Regions from separate parts of the Mus musculus genome. Here all the other regions are linked to region 2. The links are chromatin loops, found by intact Hi-C in ENCODE. Cell type or tissue: left cerebral cortex. All regions are shown on one strand. Region 1 holds the start of Rabif (RAB interacting factor). Region 2 holds the start of Adipor1 (adiponectin receptor 1). Region 3 holds the start of Tmem183a (transmembrane protein 183A).

What was found. Peaks named below come from ENCODE experiments on the same cell type or tissue, not always from the same donor. Only the 100,000 strongest peaks of a DNase experiment are listed, where the experiment ranks them.
Region 1: it touches region 2 in a loop (4-fold over the local background); 5 of 42 quality-filtered maps call a loop at or near these places.
Region 3: it touches region 2 in a loop (4-fold over the local background); 22 of 42 quality-filtered maps call a loop at or near these places.

Annotation. Positions count from the first base shown.
Region 1 is chr1:134,491,475-134,499,474 of GRCm38, reverse strand. It overlaps Rabif (RAB interacting factor), which reads right to left and starts at 4,836. Exons shown (of 2, transcript NM_145510.2): 1 at 4,666-4,836. The coding sequence starts at 4,791. In left cerebral cortex, CTCF peaks have their summits at 4,302 and 5,716 (motif pointing right); DNase peaks (open chromatin) are centred at 4,337 and 4,873; H3K4me3 peaks cover 1,416 bases; H3K27ac peaks cover 1,255 bases.
Region 2 is chr1:134,411,585-134,419,584 of GRCm38, reverse strand. It overlaps Cyb5r1 (cytochrome b5 reductase 1), which reads right to left. Exons shown (of 9, transcript NM_028057.3): 9 at 7,847-8,000. Adipor1 (adiponectin receptor 1) reads right to left here and starts at 4,207. Exons shown (of 8, transcript NM_028320.4): 1 at 4,000-4,207. In left cerebral cortex, CTCF peaks have their summits at 3,707, 3,906, 4,606 and 7,150 (motif pointing left); DNase peaks (open chromatin) are centred at 3,907 and 4,236; H3K4me3 peaks cover 2,107 bases; H3K27ac peaks cover 1,457 bases.
Region 3 is chr1:134,358,339-134,366,338 of GRCm38, reverse strand. Tmem183a (transmembrane protein 183A) reads left to right here and starts at 4,340. Exons shown (of 8, transcript NM_020588.2): 1 at 4,340-4,577; 2 at 4,716-4,805; 3 at 5,415-5,582. The coding sequence starts at 4,469. In left cerebral cortex, no CTCF peak of the experiment used is centred here; a DNase peak (open chromatin) is centred at 4,305; H3K4me3 peaks cover 1,577 bases; H3K27ac peaks cover 1,244 bases.

The sequences.
Region 1 (8,000 bases), 80 kb before region 2:
CCATTGTCAGTGTCATGGAATGGGAGTTAAGCAAAATAAAGGCTCACCAAAAATACATCAACTTGTCTTCAGTTTATGTAGACAGGTGGATATGAAACAAAAGAATTCCATGTTTAGATCTGTCTCTCAAGCCTAAAATACTTCACTGTGTAATTGCAAAAAGTTCCTCCATCCCACCCCGAAAAATCCCACCCCTGAATCCTGAAACAGTTTTGGTCCAAAGTATGCTGGGTGTTTTTTGTCAACCTGACACAAGCTAGAGTCACCTGGAACAGGAAAATTTGATTGAGAAAATGTCTCAATCAGATTGGCCTGCAGGTAAATTGTGGGGCATTCTTCTTGATGGGACATTTATGTGGGAGGCCACTGTAAGTAGTGTCCCCCTAGGCAGATGGTCCTGGACTATATAAAAAGCAGGCTGAGCAAACAATGGCGGGGGGGGGGGGGGAATAAAACAGCCTCACCTCCACGGTCCAGCAGAGCAGCTCTCCTCTATAGCCCCACCTCCAGGGTCCTGACTCCTGGCTCCTGCCATGACTTCCCCTCATAATGAACTGTAAGCTAAGATACAATGAACATTTCCCTCCTAAGGCTTTTGGCTGTGTTTACCACAGCCACAGAAATCAAACTAAAACAGAAGTCAGTAGCAGAGGGTGGGCTATTGCTGTGATCACCATGTTTTGAGGAGAACTGTGGAAGTGTTTGGAATGTTGGGCTGGGAAAGCCACTGAGTGCTCAGAGCATGGAGGGCTGCTCTGTGGGAGCTTGGGTGGTAGGAGTGCCAGCAAGCACCGTTCCTCCATGGTCTGTTTCAGGTCCCTGCTCTGCTTGAGTTTCTGTCTTGGCTTCCCTCAGTTAATGGACAGGTAACCAAACGAACCCTCTCCTCTCCAAGCGCTTCTGGTCCAGCCTTTATCAAATCACAGGAACTGAAGTAGGACAGAAATTGGTTCTGAGCCGGGCATGGTGGCGCACGCCTTTAATCCCAGCACTCGGGAGGCAGAGGCAGGCGGATTTCTGAGTTCGAGGCTAGCCTGGTCTACAAAGTGAGTTCCAGGACAGCCAGGGCTATACAGAGAAACCCTGTCTCGAAAAAACAAACAAACAAAAGAAATTGGTCCTGAGAGAGAGTATGGTATGAATATTTTCTATGGGGAACCGATTCTATGACTGAAAAAAAAAAAACAACCCAGATTGTCTGCTGCAAACAGGAGTAAAGGTGCCAATCAAACTGAACCAGGGATGTGGCTCAATTGGCAAAGTTCTTGTCAAGCAGGCATAAAGTCTATCATAAGTGCAATACCCAGGAGAACATACTGGGGCAGTGGTCCATGCCTGTAAGCCAGAAGGATTGTTAAGTTCAAGACCGTCCTTGGTCGCACAGAGAACTCAAGGCTGGCGTGGCTTTATAAGACTCTGACTTTAGAAAGGGGGGAGGGGAGGGTAAAACCACAAAATTCTGATCCAGTATATCAATAATAATCCGTTATTCACCCCAGACTAATAGCTTTTATGAAGACCAAATTATTTCCTAAGTTCTCACTATGCACACAGCCTGGGTATAGAAGATACACACGTGGATAGGACACAGGCCCTCAGAGTCTAGTGGTGTAAGTAGCAAAAGGTACCAAGAGGTCAACTGAGGTAGCAGAGGTGCCAGATATTTGCAATGTAGGGTCTAGGGTTTCTGGAACTTTGACTTTCTGAAAAATTGGGCCAAAGAATTCTTAGCTCTGAGGGGTAGCCTCACATGACACAAGACAGCAGCCTACTGAAGTCAGTAATACCCCTTCCCAATTCTTACCATGGAAAATATCTGTGTTTGTCTCTAGACTTTTCCCTTTGGGGAAAAACTTACTCCCAGGTGGAAAACATACTGCCTTAGACTATGAAATGCACGGCAGAGTTATCACCAGGTCCTGCATCATGTCGATGCTGGGATGGTTTTCAGAGCTTTGCCATGCAGACTACACTAGACTACCTTACAGGTGAAAATGCTATGGGCCACCTCTAAGGAGACCTCTTCATGCCCTGTCTCTCTCCAGGTTCTCTTAAATGGTGAAAGGACTGCTTTTTTTTTTTTTTTTTTTAAAGTTTGGTTTTTTTTGAGACAGGGTTTCTCTGTGTAGCCCTGGCTGTCCTGGAACTCACTCTGTAGACCAGGCCGGCCTCAAACTCAGAAATCCGCCTGCCTCTGCCTCCCAACTGCTGGGATCAAAGGCGTGCACCTCCACCGCCTGGCAAGAACTGCTTTTATAATCTTAAAGATTTATTTATTTTTACTTTATGAGCGCTTTGCCTGCATGTGTGTATCATACCCATGTCTGGTGCCTGCAGAGGGTGGAAAAAGATGCTGGATCCCCTAGATCCAACTAACTGGAGCAACAAAGAACTGTGAGACACCTGACATGTGCTTCAAGAACTCTTAACCAGTGAGCCAACTCTCTAGGCCTGGAAGGGCATCTTCGCATCTTCTCTTTGTTTTTAATTTTTTCCTATATTGAGGTCAGCCTACAGAGAGAACCAGACTGCTCAGACACTTTCCTCCTGCCTCCTGGAAGGTCATCCCTAAGAGGGCGGAGTGTCAGCTTGCCTAGACTGGCCTCACAGTAATTTCTCAACAGTCCAGGGAACGACTAAAGAGCCATGTTGACACTTCATAGGGATTCAGTTTTAAAAATGTGTGTTCCAAATGGTTTGTTCTCTGTAAAGGTACTCTGTTGAGAAACAAAATATGATTTGTAATATACAGTTTAATTTGCTTACAGGTTCCCTCCTATGAAACATCTATTTAAAACACATGACACAAAAACTGTAACTATAAACTATCTTTTTTTTTCTTTCTTTCTTCTTTTTGGTCTTTTGAGATAAGTTTGTCTCTGTGTAATAGTCTTGGCTGACCTGGAACTTACTATGTCGACCAGGATGGCCTCTAACTCACTGAGCTCGCCTACCCCACAGAGTGCTGGGATTAAAGGTGTGCACCATCACACCTGACTACTACAAAATTTCTTTTAAGAAATGTCTTGACTTTTTAAAAAAGAGTTACTCAGTTCACAGACAGGGTCTCATTATGTACCCCTTTTAGCTTTGATCTCACTGGGTAGCCAGCCCTAAGTGCTAAGATAGGCGCAGGCCACCACATGCCATTCGGGAACATTTAAGTTTCTGTCAATTTACACAAGCAGGCAAGCTGCCATTCGAGAACAAGAACTGTCCCATATAGGAGGCACTGTGCTCACAGTGCCAAATCTCCCTATTCATCAACTTGGTCAGAAGGAGCAAGCGCAAGGTCATGGAGGTTCAACAGCTCTTCCGGTGTTAATAAGTGCGCAGGTCAGGATCCAGTTCCCTGGCTCAGCTCCATCCCTCCGCAAGGCCACTAACTTTACAAAATAAGTGGAGAACTCTACTACCTGTCCGAGTAGTTCTTATTAAAACGGACTTCCACCCACTCCACAGACAAGGCCATCAGAACACGCTCTTGCAGCAGACACTGCTGTATGTGACTCTCCACCACTTGAAAGAACAGTGGCTTCTTACAAACCATTTATAATGAGGGTCTGAAAGCAATTTAGTTTGTACTATCCAATAGGATCGCATGTTACACTTAAAAAAAAGGGCTCAGAAACTTTTTTTTTCTTTCAGTTTTCTCATTGGGGTGATGGTGGTTTAAGACACTTATTTTAAAACCCTACCATACGCGGCTCATACCTTTAATCCCTAGCAGTGGGGAGTCCAGGTGGACCTCTTAAGTTAGAGGCCAGCTGGGTCTACAGAGCAAGTTCCAAGCCAGCCAAGGCTACATAGGGAGACCCTGTCAAACAAACAAACAACTTAAACACACATACACACACACACACACACACACACACACACACACACACACACACACACACGGGGGTGGGGGACCCTTAGGATTCAGATTCCAGATTACCTCTTATCATCAGGAGTGTGCTTTCTCTTTCACTTTAATTAAAATTTAACTTTATAAACCTTTCACACACACACACACACACACACACACACAAAATCCTACATGAAAAAGTCCTAACTGCAAGAAAAGAATGGTTAACCTTCGAAATCTATTCGAAATGCCTCGTCCTGGGAATTGTATCTCGGGGGACTTAGAAAAGTTGGGTACTAGCAGTCACTCGGTGTGAATTCTCTCCACCAAACTTGATCCTGGAGCTCCTCTGGGGAGAAGCAAATGAGACAAGTAGGGACTGAAAGATGGATAAAAGCTATGGTGGGAAGGAAATCCAGTGATTCTTAGGTGCCCTGGGGCGACACCGAGTGGTGGCTGGAGATACACCTGCGGGGTACAGCAGGTTAGCCAGAGCTCCAGGAAACAGGGGGCTAGGGTTCGTCCCTTAGCTCGCGCAGGATACCCAAAGCCTGGGGGCGGGTGGGCCGCCTAGGACAGGCACACCCTCTGAGGGAGTACTCTGCGAGAGAGAACAGTTTAGGGGACCAGGCAACTGTGCCTCGACACGAGGGTCCCAGTCCCCAACCAAGCCAGTGGGCGGGGCCTCACGACGCGGGGAGGGGCAAAGACGCGCAAGGAAGGGCGCGGTCTCCGGAAACCTGGGAACCAGGAGCAACCCGGAGCCGCTGGGTCGCTCAGGACAGCGCGACTCTAAGCAGCATCAAGCACTTTCCTACCTGCCGGCGAGAGAAAAGAGCAGTCCCTGGCTGCAGCACCCGAGAGCCACAACGCTGGCACAGCACCGCCTTCCGGTTCCGGCCCTCGGCTGACACGAGCTCGTTCTGCAGCTCGCAGGGTTCCATCGCCGTGCCGCCACACCATCAGCCACAACGGCGCACGCGCGATCTGAGCTGGCTCACCCGGAACTACGCTGGCGCAGGTCCCTGGGGGCGCCCCGCCCGTGCCTCTCGCTGTACCTCTGCGCAGGCGTCTGAACTCTATTGCGCAGGCGCCTTTCTCTATTGCCGGACGGAAGTGTCAGGAGTTACTTGTGACAATCCTTTTTCACTATACCTGGTCTCCCAGGCGCCCTTAATATTGGCCTAAGCAAATCACTATGGCTAGCCTTACCACTAACTCTTGGGATATTTCCCTTGCCTCATGAGTAGATGGCGATAATTCGGGTCAGGTCACACCTCAGCAAGATTTAGATACAAAACAATTGCTTTCTATGTAAGAAGTATGTATAATGCTTAGTACATTTAGTGTTGCGAAAAGTGTGATAATATTAAGCCTAGACTAATAGTGGCCATTTATTAGGTAGCAAAGCGTTGCTTATAGTAATTTTGAAAACGTCATTTCCTTAGAGGGTATGCCCTCGGGCATAATACAGGAAGAAGGCTAAGGTTTGCAATGTGTATAGGACATCAGAACGAGGGAATTAAGCCACCTTACTGTTCTAGAATGCAGTCTTGCTCCCCTGTTAGTCCCACATTACATGATGATGGACATTGTGTATGTGAGAATAGTAACCTGAGAAGGTCATAGACTCAAATATAATAGAACAATTTCAGAAATGGATTAGGAAACAGCTGTCTAGGATGTTGGGTCTTTTATCTCTGTATTTGTTTTTCAAGGCAGGGTTGCTCTGTGTAGCCCTGGTTGTTCTCAGACAGATCTGGCCACCTTAGCTGGGATTAAAGGCATGCACAACCACTGCACACCCACTTATTTATTTAAAGATATTTTTTATAAGTGTTTGGCTTACATGTAAGTGCATTGTGTTTGCGCCTGTGGAGACCAGAAGAGGGCACAAGATGTCTGGAACTGGAGTTACTGACTGTTGTAACCTTCCACATGGGTGCCAGGAACCCAGCCCAGATCCTCTGAAAGAACAGTCATCAGCTGGCACTCAACCATGACTCATCTCTCCAGGCCCCGTAGGTATCATTTTAATTAACCATTTGGTTGTCAGGAATGAAAGATTTTAGACACAGGGTACACTAGAAAAGGATCAAATTTAAAGCTGGGCAATGGTGGCACAGCCTTTAATCCCAGCACTTGGGAGGCAGAGGCAGGCAAATTTCTGAGTTCGAGGCCAGCCTGGTCTACAGAGTTAGTTCCAGGACAGCCAGGGCTACACAGAGAAACCCTGTCTTGAAAAAAACAAAAACAAAAACCAAACAAACAAAAAAAGGGATCAAACTTAAGAATGGTTTGTAAACCAGCGACTAAAGCATATTTCTGCGTAGAGAGAGACTGTACTAATGAGATCGGAATGGTAGAATATGCCCCCTCAACACCACGGATCTGATGCATGTTAAGGAAACTGAACTTTACAGTACAAGATATGGAAATCTATGGAGCTTGGGGACAGAAACACATCAATATTTGCCAATAATTGGCTCTATATTAAGCACTGTGGTAACCACATCTGAATTTCAGAAAGAGCTGCTGATAAAGTAGACAGTGGTGGAAAAGTGTAAAGGTTAGGACATCAGTTACTTTACGTCATAAGGGAATGGATTTAACTATGACAGAACTGTGTAGAACTCAGATGATGATCATACAAATAAAGTTTCCCAGGGCTAGGAAACTGATTGATCTTGAGTTCTGTGAACAGCTTGCTTTACAAGCATGAGAACAATTCAGTCATGGTGGCACTAGCGTGTAATCCTAGTGATGGGCAGAGACAAAATTTAGAAATTTTGGGGACTCAATGGCATACGCAAGCCTGGCAACTGCAGTCAGATCCCTGGAACCTGCATAAAAGTCTGAGAGTTGACTCTACTGAATTGTCCTGACTACACACACACAGCTACCCTCATACTAAATTAAAACAAGGAAAAAACGAGGTGGATAGTATCTGAGGAACAATACTTGAGGCTATCCTCTGCCTCTACCACACAAAGGGGATGCTTAAGGACAGCTCAGTAGTTAAGAGCAGACACTGCCCTTCCAAAGGCCTCCATAGGCCCTACAACTGGGTGTACAGGTTACATAGACATACACATTCATGCTGTTGCTTGTATTTTGATGCTAATTCCACTCTTCCGGGAAGCACTTGCTCGATGCAAATGAGGAATGAGTCATGTACTCAGGTGACTTCTTGTGAACCATCACCTAACGAATAAAGGAGCCAATCACTGGGCGAGTAAGTGGGACTTCCGTGTTGGACAGAGGAAGAGAGGAAGCAGGAGAGAGTTAGGCTTTTTTGGATGGGGATAGCATGAGGACAGGACGCAGCTACAAGTGTCTCCCGGTTTTAATGGAGCATGCGTCAGGTTTCGCCACCAGAGAATTTAGGTTTAATAAGGCTTACAAGGTTAGGATTTTAGTTGTTGTGCCCAGTGACTGAATTACCATCGTTTCTGAACTAAGTTTGTTCAGAGGGCAGCTCGTCTGGGTTCAAGAGAGAAAGGTATGGCGGCAAAGCATGGGTTTGCCCAGGGTGTACCACGAAGGCCGTGGGGGATTTGAAGCATGGAGTTAGTGTGGTAGTGACCTGCCAGTGAGAACCTAGCGAGCTGGGTGGAGAGATTTTGGAGCCCTGAGGCAGAGAGTCTTCATGAGATAACAACAGGTCAACCATTGCCCTCCAGTGCGGGGCCAACCAGGCCACTGGGGCAGGAACATGCCAATTCGTTTTTTAATATTTCCTGCAACATAGTCACATACTTTTTTTTTTTAAAGAGGAAAGAGCAAATGAATGGAATTCTGTTTATGAACATATTTTTTTCATGTAAAGCTATGCAAATTTTTAAAAAAATCAATGAATTTTATTTCCTGGTTTTCTGTAACTGTTCAGTGGTGGCTTCAGTGCATGAACTGTGGACATGGCTCAAAATTCAGAAACCAGCACTGATGCCTGAGAGCTAATTATCAGCCCTTTCTTTCTCTTGTGTTTTCTTCTCCTACCCGCCAACCTTCCCTGGTCCTCTAAGATAAATGAACCACATTTCACAGGCTGTGGTTCAATAAGCTGGCACATACATCTGCTACAGACAAATAGCTTGATCCTCTTGATCCTCTTGTCCTGCTTTCTCTTGGCTCTGAGACCGAGAGAGACTTG
Region 2 (8,000 bases):
AGATCAGACACAATCCAAGCTAGTATTTTTGCTTGTTTCTCTAATTGACCACGAAAAGTTGAGACAGGAAAGGAAGAGGGAGGGATCTGAGGTCTGGCAGAGGAGAGAGCAGTAACACTGGGCCCTGAAACCATTGCTCCTATAGCATGGACCACTCACCAACAGGAAATTGCAAGCATCTTAGGCTCTTAATTTAAATCAACACAAAGCCCTAAGGTGTGAGACTGATTCCAAGAGACTCTGGAATCCCACTGTGTGTCTGCCTCTAAACCCTTATGCATTTTAGAGGAAACACCTTTCCTCTCAAATGGGCCACACCCAGCACAGCAAATTATGACTGGGCCAAACCCAAGAGGGCATTTTTGCTGGGATTTCTTCCACTCAAGCTAATAAACTTTTACCACTAAGCTTCCCAACTGGATAAATGTAAGCTGTTATAGACTAAAGCCGTGGAGAAGGAGAGGCGTTTGTGTTCCTACAAATAAGATAATCCCGCACTAAACTTGGAGAAAAAGTTGAGTTTTAATCACCAGCCAATTAGCTGGAGAGTTGCCCTTAGAGATTCTGAAGATAATTTATTCTCTGAAGCAGTTTCCAAGTTTTCCAGGCTATGACACATACTTTCCCTGGAGTCTAAGGCAGAGCTTCTAGGAGATCTGACCTAAGGTTCCGGGCCTTTTAAGAGGGTGGGTGAGTTGGGGTCTATCTATGCAGCTTGGCTCTCATTATTCTACAGAGCAGCCTAGCATTCCAGACAAAGATCCATTTTCTCCTCTACCCAGCCTGTTAGGGAGGTTGATTTCATTGCTCCACTGGGGAAAAATGAGTCAAGGCCCCACACTACAGTAATGGGAACTTTACTTGATGCCAAGTGTCACTGCCTCCGAATCTGAAGGGAGACAAGTCACAATCTAACTTCCTTTGAGGCTCTCCTATCTCAACAGAAGAGAAGAAGTCTTTTTAATCTCACAGGCAGGCAAACTTCCCTACAGTCAGCTCCACAGAAAGGAGGAGGAGGAGGAGAGATTTTTTCATGTCATTACCTCAGCTCTTTTTGAGACAGGGTCTTGCTATGCTGTCCTGCCTGGCTTGGGGCATTTTAAGTAACCTAAATTGATCTAGAAACTCTGGCAATCACCCTCCTGTCTCAGTCTCCTGAAAGCTGGGCTTATAGGTATGTCCCATGCCAGCTGCTTAAAAAAAAAAAAATCAAGCTCATTACAAATATTTGGTCAATATAGTTTGTACAGCATAGCACTCACAGTAAACTGTGTACCCCCAAAGTTACTTTAAAACTCTTTATCCCCAAACCCACTTTAAACTGTACACCCCCACGGTCCCACTAAAGCACAAGGAAACTGGTAGGTACTGGCTTAAAAGCCAAGCACCTGGAACTGGTTTGACTAGAGAGTATCTTCAAGATCTTTGCAATTCAATTTGCAGAGTTATAAAGTTTGCTACAAACTTTATAAACATTAGTCATACCCCCATTTCTAAGCAGCAAAATGGGAAGAAGTTCAGCATGGTGAATACTGTTTGATGAGCCAACTGGGGACAAAGGACCATTAAAGACAAAATGTAACAAGTTTGATGAATACCAGTACCAAACAAGAGAAACTCCATGTTACTTAACACAGTGTCAAGCAGACAAGCAGGATAACCTAGCCGGGTGTGTCTGAGCTTCAGCCTGGATTTCCTTCCTACAGAAACAGGGAGAATGCAACTGCCTCCAGCAGGGTAAATTCTGTCCTTTAATCTGAGAGCATCTATTGAGTACTATACAATGCACAGTTCTGGCTATTGCTTCAGGGAGAAGGCAGAGTAAGGAGCTTGGACAGGTTGGTGAGGTCCTTTAAGAAGGGTTGCTAAGCCAGGTGGCGGCCGGTGGTGGTAGTGGTACACACCTTTGATTCTAGCATTTGGAAGGTGGAGGCAGGCAAATCTGAGCTCCAGACCAGCCTGATTTACAGAATTTCAGGACAGCTAGGCCTACGAAGATAAATTCTGTCTAGAAACAAAACAAAACAAAACAAAAACAAAAACAAAAAAACAAAGCAGCAACCAAAAGGGGGTTGCTGAGGGCTGGAGCATGGCCGAATGGCTAAAAGCACTGGCTGCTTTTCCAGAGGGCCTTGCTTTATATCTAGCATTCACATAGGTTCAGTTTTGAACCCATCTTCTGTGGGCAACAGGCATTAACATATGGCCCAAACAGCTGTACACATTTTTAAAATATCTTAAGGGTGTTTATTGAAAATTTTCTTTTATTTTTCCTCCTTTTCCTCTTTTTGTTGTTGTTGTTTTGAGATAGGATTTCTTTTTGTAGCCCTGGCTGTCCCGGAACTCAATCTGTAGACCAGGCTGGCCTCGAACTCAGGGATCCACCTGTCTCTGCCCCCAAGTGCTGGGATAACGATTAAAAGTACGCGTCCCTTCCACCTAGGTGATAATTTGTTTTCTGATAGCATCATTATGAAGCTAAGAGCTAACAGGTGCTGGAGGAACTGAGAAGAAAAACTTCACTTTAGTAGAGATGATCAAAACTTCGTAGATCTTAAGATTTGATAGGCATGGACATCTGAGGCAGGGCATTCCAGGGGTACAGTTGTGTAAACAGCGGTTTACATGGTAGCATGGCTACCCAGAGCATCGAATAATGCACTTTCCATCAGGAAGCTTAAGAAAATGAGGTCACTCTGAAGTGACACAACTTAGCCTACCATTCATTTTAAGGTGCTGACCGCTCCCCTCCTCCTGCCGTGAGGGGGGGGGGGTGGAGTGAGGGGAGGGAGGCGCAGAGGCTATGAAATTAAGGCTGCTTCCTTAATTTATCTTTCACACGGGTAAAGCCACTCATTTACTTCTTTCTCAAAAATCTTGTCGTTTCTGGGCTACTGTGAACACCCCAGCGGAGATTACCCTGCGGGAGTAGGTGCAGTGTTTGAAGGCCCACACCAATGTCTAATACTTCACTAATAACACCAGCTTTTGAAGACTGACTTCTCAAAGACCTTTCACAAAAAATGGACACAAAAACTACTTCTGTAATAAAGAAATGCAGTGGCTGCAGGCCGGGAACCCTGACATTGCAATCCACTTAGCGCCATCCTATCTGACTGAGTTCCTGGCAGTGGACTGATGCTATAAACTCTCAGGAACTGCGACTGCACCATCACAGCCTGCCCTGCATTATCAAAAGGAAAAAAAAAAAAAGCAGTGAGCACATCCCAACATGGCTTTGGTTCTGCAAAGAACCACCTATTGCCATCTTCGTTTGATTTACCACACAACTTAACTGCTGGGTTTTCTGGTCTGTCTGCTAAAGACCCGAGGGAAATAATCAGATTATTATTATAGAAGATCCCATGGTCTCTTAGTGCTCCGCTGACATCTGAAACTATGTAAACTGAAATTTGTCCAGCTTCTTCAACTACGAACCGCCAGAAACTGACGGCGAGCCACTTTATTTTCTTAAAAGCAAGTGCGAGACTCAAATTCTCAAACAAACCAGCATCCATCAACCCTAGATTTCTGAGATGAAATCTGGCCCTTCCCAACACTTCGGCATCTTGTTTACATTCTAGTTGAGTAGTACCTTAGGCCTGTCGAGTCTCCATCAACTTCCCGACCGACCCTATCCAGGAGGGAGCCCCGTCACGTTTGACCTGCGGATCGCGGTGGTGGCCTTAGGGTTCCCGGCCACCCAGGGCCGGTGTTCCCGCACCCAACTCGCAGGCTCAACTCCGGGGGTCGCCAGCAGGGCTGGAACGCGGCCGTCTACCGCGCGGCTGCGGAGACAGCACTCGCGGACTGCCGGGCCCCGACGGCGGCGAGCAGCCCCCCGAACGGAGGCGGTGCGCGGTGGGAGGGGCCGGAAATGTTTACGGAGGACCTTTCGGAGGGCCGGGCGGTGAGCGACGATCCAGGGGCGGGCCACTCCCGTGCTGTCCCCTCCAGAGCCTGCAGGGCCCGCGCCCCGCCCACCCCCGGGACACTTACGGCCTGGCTGGCTGCCTCTGCTGGGGGCCGCGGGCCCGGGCGCTACATCCCGCGGCACTGGAGGCGGCCTGCGGCCGAGGGGCGCCCGATCCTCAGCGCCCTGCCCGCGCCGGAAGGGCCGCGCGACCGCACGGCGTCACCTCCGCAGCCGCGTCACCTTCCCGGCGCTACCTCACCCGCTCCGATCCAGGCATTCCTGCGCGTGCCAATCATCAGGGCGCGCTCAGGCTCGCCCCGCCCCGCCCCTGATCTGACCAATCGCTGGCTCTGGCTGTCCCAGCTTGGCCCTACACTGGCGGACTGCAAAAGCCTCTTCTCCCGGCCTACGACGGGCGCGTGTAGGGGAGTAGGGAGCTGGGAGTAGGGAGCTGGGAAGGCAATCTTAGTTTCCCACCCCACGGCCTCGCTTTTCAGCTCCGAAACACTTTTTTTTTCCTTCTCTTAGTACTGGGAATTGTACCTCTAGGCAAGCCACTATATCTCTAGTACAGAAACACTTTTTCCCCCCTTTTTCCAAGACACGGATTCTCCGTGTAGCCCTGGCTGTCCCGAATTCGCCCTGTAGATTCGCCTCCCTAGTGGCAGGATTAAACAACGCCAACCCACACTTTTATTTTTGTTTGAGAAAGGGTTTAATTGTGCAACCCAGGTGAGCCTTGTACTCGAGGCCATCCTATCTCAGCCTTTCAAATGCTAGGATTTCAAATGTGGGCTACCATACAGCTCCGAAACTATTTCTATATCCATTTTCCAAATCCCTCCCTCTCTTCTTCTGGTATGCTATGTATGGAACGACTACCATGAATCTATTCACTCAACTGATTTAACTTTTGGTTCCTGTTATTTATCAGAAAGGGAGAAGTTATTTCAAACAAGCCTAGCTTGACAATTTTCTGTGCCAGTCCATGTTCCCATGTGACCCAGAGGGCACATCTTAGAAGACAATATAGTGTGCTTCTCTGCCGGAACTGAACCACACAATATAGTATTTTGGGAGTGTTCATTTTCTTATACTCCAAAAAACGATGCACAGCTGTTACTGCTCTAAATGCAAGAAAAGGTGACCAAATGCTAGATGGATGCCCCAGGAGAGTGAAGTCAACTTTGTTCTGGTTAAAAGCATAGACTCTGGGTTCTTGTAGATCCAGTTTCCTTCCCAAGCCAGCCGATCTTTACACATTACTGAGTCCTTCCAAATCACTACTTAACCTTGAAAACGAAGGGAAATGATGCTACTTTCAGGTCTGTCAGGACTAAGGACATTTCAGGTGCTACTTTCAGGTCTGTCAGGACTAAGGCAGTGTCTGCATGATGCCTGGCAAATGGATAGAGTTTCATAACAACTAGCTATTGTTAATATATTACCTGGGGCTGGAGAGATGGCTCAGCAGTTAAGAACACCCACTGTTCTTCCAGAGGTCCAGAGTTCAATTCCCAGCCACCCACATGGTGGCTCATAACCATCTTAATTGGATCTAATGCCCTCTTCTGGTGTGTCTGAAGAGAGCAATGGTATACTCATATACATAAAATAAATAAATAAATCTTTAAAAAAAACAGTTGACTAGAAACCTATATTTTAATAAAAATAATAATAATAAATTACCTGCTGTACAAAACAAAATCTGGAAACTTTATTTTTCTTCAAGACAGGGTTTCTCTGCGTAGCCCTGGCTGTCCTGGAACTCACTTTGTAGACCAGGCTGGCCTCAAACTCAGAAATCTGCCTGCTTCTGCCTCCTGCTAGGATTAAAGGTGTGTGCCACCACGCCCGGCTGCTCCCCCTTTAAGTGTTAAATTATTTGTTTTTAAAAATCTTTTGTTTTTTTCAAGATAGTTTCTCTGGGTAGAGCTTGCAGGCCAGGCTGCCCTCACACTAATGGAGATCTGGCAGGGGAGCCCCACCACCGCCCACAGCATGGCCCTTTGCAAGCTGGCTTTAAGCTTCTTCCATCGGGCCTCATCTTCTTCCATCTTTCTTTGGTATTCTGGACCTTAGTAAATTTCTCCTACTTCTCATTCCTCTGGCTTTTGCATCCTGATCCTTCTGTGAACTGCTCTTCCCTCACCTGTTTCCAAAAGATCCAAGCAGTTTCCAATGCTCAGCTCTTGGTTTGTTTTGGCTTTGGCTACAGATAATCCTAAATTCAGCTTCTGGCTCTGCCAACCACTGACCAGCTGCATTTCTTCTCACAAATCCTTAATCTTCAACTCACAGGATTAGCATAAGGATTATATTGTGCAATATAGGCAAAATCCTTCAAATGGTACCGGGTACATGTCTGCTAACAAGATGTAAATTCTTCCTCTTTCTCCATCCCCTCCTATTAGGGCCCTAGTGTCCTAGAACCCCAGCTCTGCAGTGGTGTTGATCACTCAGTGCTGTGATCTTAGATTGAAGGAGTTCGAGAGAGAAAGTCTGTCACCAGCTCTCCTTTGTCACAGCTGCAACCTCGGAAAACACGCTTGCTCACATGATAGTTCCTTAGTAAATGTTTGCAATCATTTCTTCACAAAGCAAGGACTAGTAAGCTTCCACACAGGACACTCTCTACTGGGCTGCTCCAGCAAGTTCAACAATCCTAAGAAAGAATTTCCTTTCTGAGGGTGAGGTGGCTCGCAGAGCAGTGGCATACACATACTAGCTGATCAAGATTTAATATTAAGCTGGGCATGGTGGCGCACGCCTTTAATCCCAGCACTCAGGAGGTAGAGGCAGGCAGATTTCTGAGTTCAAGACCAGTCTGGTCTACAAAGTGAGTTCCAGGACAACCAGGTCTATACAGAAAAACCCTGTCTCGAAAAACAAAACAAAACAAAACAAACAAAAAAGATTAATATCAGATGGAGTAACACCCAATGGACTTTACTGAAGAACCTATTCTATTGCTACTGGGGTGTGTGTGTGTGTGTGTGTGTGTGTGTGTGTGAATTCTGAGGGTCCCTATAAATCTTCTGTCAGGGGTCCCAGAGACAGAAATGCAGTTCCATACAAAACCAAATGCAAACAAAAAAATGTTGAGAGCCTGGAGAAATGGCTCAGCAGTTAAGATCACCACTGCTCTTCCAGAGGACCAGTGTTCAATTCTCAGTGCCCATATGGCACAAGAGTTCCAATGTCTGTAACTCCAGTTCCATGGGATCTGATGCCATCTTCTGGCATTCTTGAGTACTGTATGCATGTGGTGCATAGACATATAAAATAATATATGTAATATATAATATAAAAATAGACATAAAATAGATGAAAAGCAAAACTAAACTAATCCTCCTACTGAATCCAAAACATTGTTTTCTCCCAATGAGACTAACAGTGAAGCCACGCCTAGTCCTATCCTGGGAGAACTGAGTAGACTGGATCAGGAGTTCTCCAGCTTAGACAGCTATTTAGGACTGATAGGCCTGAGAGAGGCCAACTCGGTCCAGTCACCAAATCTGTGCAGAACTGGTGATGTCAGGTTACTTTTTAAAGACGTCTCATCCAAATGGAAAGGCAACACTTTGTTTTGTATGCCGGGTACCCTGAAGGATTAGCGTGAAGATGGGTACACAGAAAGAAGGGAAGACTGACCAAGTTAAGGGACCATAGAGAGGGGTATCCATACTCTAAAAGCCCCCTCTGTTTCCTCCCCTCCACCTCTAAAGCCTCCAGGGAGGAGCTGGGCTCTGGCTCTGCAGAACAGCTGCAGGCATGAGCCCTGCGCCTGGTGGCAGCTCACATTTCAGCATATGGCACAGCTCCTAAGAAGCTCTCTAAAACACCCAGAAGATTTTGTGCTGGGAGCCCTTCCCTTCCAATGTCCTTAAGCATTAGAGGACAAGGACCCCAGACACGACGACAATGATTCCTTGAGATCATTAGGGCCTCGGCTCCATTTATTTGAACAGCCAGACACACTTTGTACAGGCAGCAATCTTAAGTTATGAGTAATCATTTCACGCTATCCTGGGCAGGGCCTGAGATACACACACACACACACACACACACACACACACACACA
Region 3 (8,000 bases), 53 kb after region 2:
GGTGCTTCCAATCTTTGTTATGGGGCCAGATCAATTATCTGTTATAAAACTTCACCAAGGATTCTCTTATGAGAGTGTAGTTCAGATACTGTAAGATACTTCTGCTTGTAATTGTAGCTGATGTTTATTGAGTACATACAATATACCAATACTAAGCTAAGCCGGGTGTTGGTGGCGCACGCCTTTAATCCCAGCACTCGGGAGGCAGAGGCAGGTGGATTTCTGAGTTCGAGGCCAGCCTGGTCTACAAAGTGAGTTCCAGGACAGCCAGGGCTACACAGAGAAACCGTGTCTCGAAAAAAAAAAAAAAAAACACAAAAAACAAAAAACAATACTAAGCTAAACGCTTCCCAGATACTTTCTCACGTACCTGACTCTATGAAATGGGTACCATGATTCTGTCCATTTCACATATTTAGAGGGTAAGACGAAGTAATGTACTCAAGGTAAGTCCTTGTTACAGGAAGGAAAATGGTCCAAACCCAGACAACAGCCCCAAGGCCCCATCACTAGGCGACTCTTCTTGTTCTTATTTTAACTGGAAATGCTTCAGTGAAGACTCTGGACAGCTTGAGCATGACAAACATGGCTCTGGCAGGCCTTGCCCTTCTCCCTGATTCCCTCTGCCTTGCTAAGATCCGTTTGCTTACATTCCTAAAGTTAGTCACCGAGGTCTAGCTTCTCACTGGCCACTTCCTTCTCCTGAGGCTTACTACCAAGGTCCAGCTATCAAAGTATCGAATGAAGTCCAGCAACTGAAAGTCCCCTTTAGCTCACCTAATTAACACGCCCAGTTAAAATGGGACACCTCACCCTAACCCAGGGTTTCCCCTTGTACCTTTATAAACTGCCATTTTAGCTGAGAGTCTTGTCTATTTCTGTATCCGGAGCTAGTCCTTCTTCCCCTTTGGGACAAATATCCTTGTCCTCTCTTCCTTGTTCCCTTCCCCTTCTCCCTCATCCTTTATCTCCTGTTTTTGTCTCTTATTCCCTACCCTCTGTCCCCCTGGGGTCAAAAATTTTCTTTCCTTTGTTCTTAGAACTTAGTCTTGGGGGGTTCTATGCCCATACTGATTGTAATATTCAGTAAATGAAATTAAACTAAATGAACTAATTTTTTAAAAAATTGTATAGTTTTAATAAGGCTAACAAAGCCAGTCACAATCATGTTTAGCTAGATTTAATTAATATACTTTTCTGATGCCACTAGATTCTCAGGAAGGGTTAAATTCTTCTCAGATTCTGCCCAAAGCTTTGACACATCATGGAAATGTATTAAGTAACCTTTTTTCCCATTTGCTTTCTGTCTTACAGAGTTTCTCCAAGATGCCATAGTTTGGCTTGATATTTGCTTGGTACATTGATTTTTTTTAGGTTATTAATGTTAATTTTAAGGGTGACATAGTATGCTGGTTTTAGATATGAGCTTGGAAGATAGTCTTCTGTCTGAAGTCTCATCTTGTCACTTGCAGGCTAGTCTGCTATCAGTTTAGTCTACTGGAATGGCCTGCGTTGACTGTGACTCTGCACTGTAATCTGTCTTCCTGAAGAAGAGACAAAAAGGTCATCAGGCTGTGTGGAAAACACCCGCTGAGGCATCTCATCCCACTCACGTGTCTGAAAATAACAGCAGCCACAGGCTGGAAAGTGGTGGCACATGCCTTCAATCCTAGCACTCCAGAAGGAGGGGCTGAGTTTGAGGTCAGCCTGGTCTACAGGGTGACAGCCAGGGCTACACTGAGCCAGGGCTACACAGACTGTCTTGAAAAAACAAAACAAAACAAAATAACAGCAGCCACAATTCAACTCTCATTATCACCACCACTACCACAACAATAGTTGATATTTACTGGGTGCTTGCTGTATGCTATTTTAAATGATTTTTATGAGTGAATGTGATCATTTGATAATCCTGTCAAGCAGGCCAAACTTTTTAGGTAAAGGCTTAATTTACATATAATAAGTAGCTAGACCTTGTATTTTCAGTTCTGAGGCTCAAACCCAGGGTCATATGCTAAGCAAGTGCTCTACCATTGAGTCTCCTGAACCAGCCCTTGGCTTTTTGAGACAAGGTCTCATCCAGACTGACCTTAAGCTCATGACCTTCTGCCTCTGCTTCAGAAATGCTGGGCTTACAAATGTGTACTACACCTATAGATTTTTACCCACGCAAGCTTAACTTCACATTCTATACTCTGTTTAAATGTATTTTTACTTTTGAGAAAGCTCTTGTTAAGTTCTAGCTTGAGACTTGCTGTGGTAGGTCAGGTTTCCTCAAACTCACAGATGTCCCTTGCCTCTGCCTGCTGAGGGCTAGGATTGAAGGCCTGTGCCACCACTCCTGGCTATATGCTTTCTCTTGAAAAGTAGGACGCTGAAGAGAACAACCTGTACTTCTTTTCATTTTCATGTTACTGGATTGTCTCCAATAGGATGTTGCACTGACCAAAGATTCCATAAAAACCAGGATAGGCTTTAAAGAAAGGCTCTTAAAACAAACACACACGATAATATTTACTATTAGCACAAAGTAAAGTTACAATGTAATGCAGGAGTATAGTGGACATATTAATTCTTTCACTATTCACATATTGTCCTTACATTTCCCACTTGTTTGAGAAAGACCAATTTCTCCCGTTAGTTAGGTTAAATAACTTCTATTTAAATACAATGGTAAATTAGGTAACTTTTCTGTTTATCTTTTGAGAAAGAACCTGTAAAATTGGGTCTGATCATTAATGCAACCAATTGAAAGTTCGTTGCTCAAGTGTGTGTGTGTGTGTGTGTGTGTGTGTGTGTGTGTGTGTGCGCTGGCCAGTGAGCCCTAGGGAATAGCCTGTGCCCACATCCCCAGTGAGTCCCCATCGCCACCATTCTAACCCCACAACTCTTGACTTTTATGTGGAGGTTGAGAGATGATAAAGTCTTGCCAAGCATTTTTTTTTTTTTTTTTGGCAAGCACTTTCTAGAGTAAGCATTTCCTAGGCCTCCACTTGTTACTTTTTATTGAAATGAGGAATAAAAGACGTATGGGTTCTTTGTTCCTCTAAATTGGCTAAATACTCCAAGAAATCTTGTTTAAGATTTTTTTCAATCAAAATTTGAAAGAGAAATTTTTTTGGTGTAACTAGCATGTTTTTCATTCCAAAGGATTAAAATGAGAGAACATTTCAGCTAAAATCCTTATGTTTTTAAAGCAGTTAGTGGTTTATTAATAGGGCCTGAGTCTCTTGCATCTTTGATTCCCTTTGGACTCCTGGGTGTGAGTATTAAAGAGTGTCACATGAGCAGAGATCTACATGCATGAAAGCCTCATTAAATTTTTACTGGTAACGTGAGATGAGAAGGCTCTGTGCTGACCAGCTGTATTTTGAACTCAACTACAGACATTAATTATGTATACATGGAAAATTATTTAGAACAATTATAGGCTGTTAGACCTTTGCTTCCTGTTATAATTCTAGATAAATTAGAGCATGATTATAACCAATTATGTTGTTTCAGTTATCATTCCCAAGTGATCCAAGCCTTATTCTATGATCCCTGGTGGTAGACTGTTTCATAATTCTAGTAAGTTATGTGGTTTGCTCTTTATGAACTTCTGTGCACAGTACTAGGTAGAATAAAATGGAGACCCCTTTGAGGTGTCTTATAGGGCACTCTCTGAGTAGATCTAGCCAGTTGGGTTGCCTGGGTCAAAAGGACTGTTTCTTAAGCCAGGGACTGTTAACACTTTGGGAGCTGAAAGGGAATTAGAAGAAAAAAAGACACAACACGGGACTTCTCTTTTAATACAAAGGAATTATATGTTCTCATCTATCCTTCTAGAATTTGCTCGGATGATGGTGATGGGAAACCTTTTAAGAATCTCTTCTACTTTGAGAATTCAGACATTTACTCATTTTTCAGGCAGCATCTCTTGTAGCCCAGCTGGCTACGAACCGAGGATGACTCTCACCTTCTGATCCTTTCTCTGTGTTGGGATTACAGGAGTTAGCCACTGATCTGCAGAGAGAATTTCAAAGCCTTTGTAAGCAAAATTATAGCGACCGCTTTGATATTTACGTTCAGGTTACTTGACGTAAGTGGGAAAGAGAGAATGACGAAAACAAGATATATGCAATCTAGATGCTGAAGTGGACCACGATGTAAATTATTAGTTCTAAAGAACGCGGTCTGGAGGACCAAACGCCCCAGAGAAGACGGTGATGAAGACGGTGACAACGCACTCCCCGTCCTACAGCCCGCTCCGCTTTGGGAACCTGGCCTCCGCTGCGGCTGAGGGCGCCGGGTGATGACGTCACCGGGCCCCGGAGGCGATTGGCTCCCCGAGAGGGGCGTCGGCAATCAACGGGACCCAGAGCCCTCGCCGAAGTCCTCGCGATAGCCGCGGCCTCGGTGCGGGGATGGCCGCAGAGCCGGGTGGAGGTGCTCTGCGGCTCCGGGAGCCGGCTCTCGGGGCCGAGACATGGCCCGGGGCTCCGGCCAGCTAGGCGGGCCTCATCGGGACACCGTCACCATGCCCAAGAGAGGAAAGCGGCTCAAGTTCCGGGCCCACGACGCCTGCTCGGGCCGAGGTGGGCGAGGGGCGGGGCCGGGCTGGGCGGCCAAGGCGGGCTGGGCGGCCGGGGCGGGCGCGGCGGGACCCGGCGGGGAGCGGTGGCGGAGACTTTGCCTCGAGTCTGAGGAGGCCTTGGCGCTTTGCTCTGTTTCAGTGACCGTGGCGGACTATGCCAACTCGGATCCGGCGGTGGTGAGGTCTGGACGGGTCAAGAAAGCCGTGGCCAACGCTATTCAGCAGGAAGGTAGGCTTTCGTGGGTCTTTTTAGGCCCAAGCTTTTAAGAGACAGCATTGGGTGTTGTATTTACCTGGAATTGCGTCCCGGTGTTTTTTCTACTGACCTTTGGGTCATGAACGTGTTTGCTCTTCCCACTGTTTACTTTCTCGTTTCGTATCCTGGATGGGATGGGTGTGTGTAGCCAGGATCAGCAGGTTCCGGAGCCGAAATGGTTTTGTTTCCTCTTTGAGTTAAAACCAACTTTGTGACCAGCTGCGGTGGGCATTCCTTTAATCTCAGCATTGGGGAGGCAGAGACAGGTGGATCTCTGTGAGTTTAAGGCTAGCCTGGTTTACCTAGCAAGTGTGAGGTCCTGTCTCAGAAGAACCACCAAACCAAAACAAGAACAAAATCCCACACAACTTTTTGTACTCGTTAATTTCCACTGCCACTCCTTGATACCAGTCCCCCCCCCCTTTTTTTTTTTGGTAGTTTGTGCATATTTTACCATGCAGTTGACTTCCATTTCTTTGGCATATTGGGTTTTTTGTTTTTTTTTTTGTTATGTTTGTCTTGCTTTCAAGATTTTTGCAGATGGGACCAAGTGCGTTTCATTCTCTCCTTGTTTCCTCCTAGTAAAATCTCTTTGTGGCTTGGAAGCGTCCCAGGTTCCTGCCGAGGAGGCTCTTTCCGGGGTGGGTGAGCCATGTGACATCCTGGACAGCAGTGATGAGATGGATGCCCAGGAAGAAAGCACTCAGGAAAGATCAGTCTCCAGAAAAAAGAAGAGCAAGAGACATAAAGGTACGGGTTGCTTTCCTGAGCACTGAGCTCTGTCTGTGGTGATGGATGCTGTCGCTCTTCAATGTGAGGGGAGATCTACAAGGAACTAGTGATTGTCGGTGATAACCTTTTTTTTTTTTTTTTAAAGATTTATTTAGTCTGTGTGAGTACACCATTGCTGTCTTCAGACACACCAGAAGAGGTCATCAGATCCCATTACAGATGATTGTGAGCCACCATGTGGTTGCTGGGAATTGAACTCAGGACCTCTGGAAGAGCAATCAGTGCTCTTAATTGCTGAGCTTTCTCTCCAGCCCCATAACCTTCTTTTCCATGATACAAAAATTAACAGCAACATTAGTTACACTTTTTAAAATTCTGTTAGGGATGTATACATACATATTATATGTGTGTGCGTGTGTGTACACATTTTCCAGAAAATTTCCGACTTAACGTTTTAAGTTTTGTTTATTTACTTTTTTTTTTTTTTTTTGAGGAACTGAATATGAGTGTCTGCATGTATGTGTGTGCTTCACTTGTATGCCTGGCACCCTCAGGTCAGAAGGGGTCGTTAGATCTGTCACTGGAGCTGTGAGTTGGATGGTTGGATGGATGGTTGTGAACTCTGATTTGGGTTCTGAGACCCACCACACCCAGGTCTTTTGCAAGGGCAACAACTTCTAAACCATCTTGGCTTTTCAAGACAATATTCTCTTCTCTTCGCTTCTTTTCTTTCCTTCTCCTTTCTTTTCTTTCTTTCTTCTTTTTTTTTTTTTTTTTCCTTGAGATAGGGTTTCTTCATGTAACAGCCCTGGCTATCCTGGAACTGCTTTGTAGACCAGTCTGGTTTGTAGGTCTCAAATCCACGGAGATATGCCTGCCTTTGCCTCCCAGATGCTGGGTCTTAAGATATAACGTACTTTTTCTGGTCTAATTTCTTTCATATGGCTTAAAAGTATTTAAGGTTCATCCATATGGCATGTGTACCAGCTTTTATTGCCTTTTACTTGACTACTTTGTGTTATGACTTCAGGGATAAGTCTTGCCTGGGTAAATGCTTTCATTTCTAGTAGGTAATGAGTGCATGAAATTTCTGGATTGTATGGCAATCTGTGTGTAAGTTTTTGAGGAATCAGTGAAGTGGCTGTGCCATTTGGTGTTTCTAACAGTAGCATAGGAACATTTTTCCCTCCGAGACAGGGTTTCTCTGTGTAGCCCTGGTTGTGCTAGAACTGACCAGGCTGGCCTTGAACTCAGGGATCTGCCTGCCTCTGCCTCCTGAGTTCTAGGATTAAAGGAGTGTGTCACTATGCCTGGCTTTTCTTTGCTTCTTCATTTTAAATTAAAATATTGCATTATAAGACTCCCTTCACATAGTCAGGATCTAATCACTTACTAGACAAGTGATTTGTGGCATGTACACTCTTGAACATCATTTCTCTTTTATTTTGCTTTATTTTCTCTCTATTAAGGTACATCTACTTTGATTATTTTCTCTTAAAAATAATTTTAAAATTTCTTTGTCTATCTGTTTATTTTGACTGTGTGTGTATAGGGGGTAGGATAACAGAGTTGAGCATACCTGGGTGTAAAGGTGGAGATCAGAGGACAGTGTGATAGTTATCTCCTTCCATCATTGGAGTTCCAGGGAGTAAACTCAGTCAGGTTTGGCTGCAAGCACTGTTATCTGCAAAGCCGTCTGGTTGTCCCTATCCTTTAGTTTTTAATGAAGTCGTTATAACCACTATGCAACAGCTATAAATTCATTACTATTTATGTTTCAATTTTGAGCAATTTCTATATATCATTATCTCTATAATGTTTTAGTGTCATACCCTCAAAAGAGAGATAGTTTTCAAAAATACTATTGTTAGCCAGCAAGTAATCTCAGGAGGTGGAGGCGGACCAGGAGTCCAGGGCCAAGGTTAGCTACATGTTGGAGGCTAATCTGAGTTACATTAGACCCTGTCTGAAGAGCTAAAAATCCAACAGACCCGGAATGTTCCAGAGATCCCTCCATGGTTAAGAGCACTGGCTGCCCTTCAGAAGACCCCTGTGGACCCATCACCCACATGGAGGCTTACGTCATCTGTACCTTTCCTTCTAGTGGAGCCAGTGCTCTCTTCTGTTCTTGGGAGCAGCTATGCAAGCGATGCAGACACACACATGCCTGCCTTTTTCAAGTTGTGTAGTGTTGCGCCATCTCCCTATCCCTGAGACATACAACCTTTAGCTTTAGTCAGCTTTGTAAAAGTCCCGATGAGCCCGGTGTGATGGTGCTTGACTTTAATCCTAGCACTTGGGAGACAAAGGTAGGCAGTTTAAGGCCAGCATGGTCTACATAGCAAGTTTCAAGATAGCCCGGGCTTCAAAGTGAGATCTGCCTCAGAGATAAATGATTATTTAAGATGGTGGCTTTCTGGCGTATGTGTTGTTATT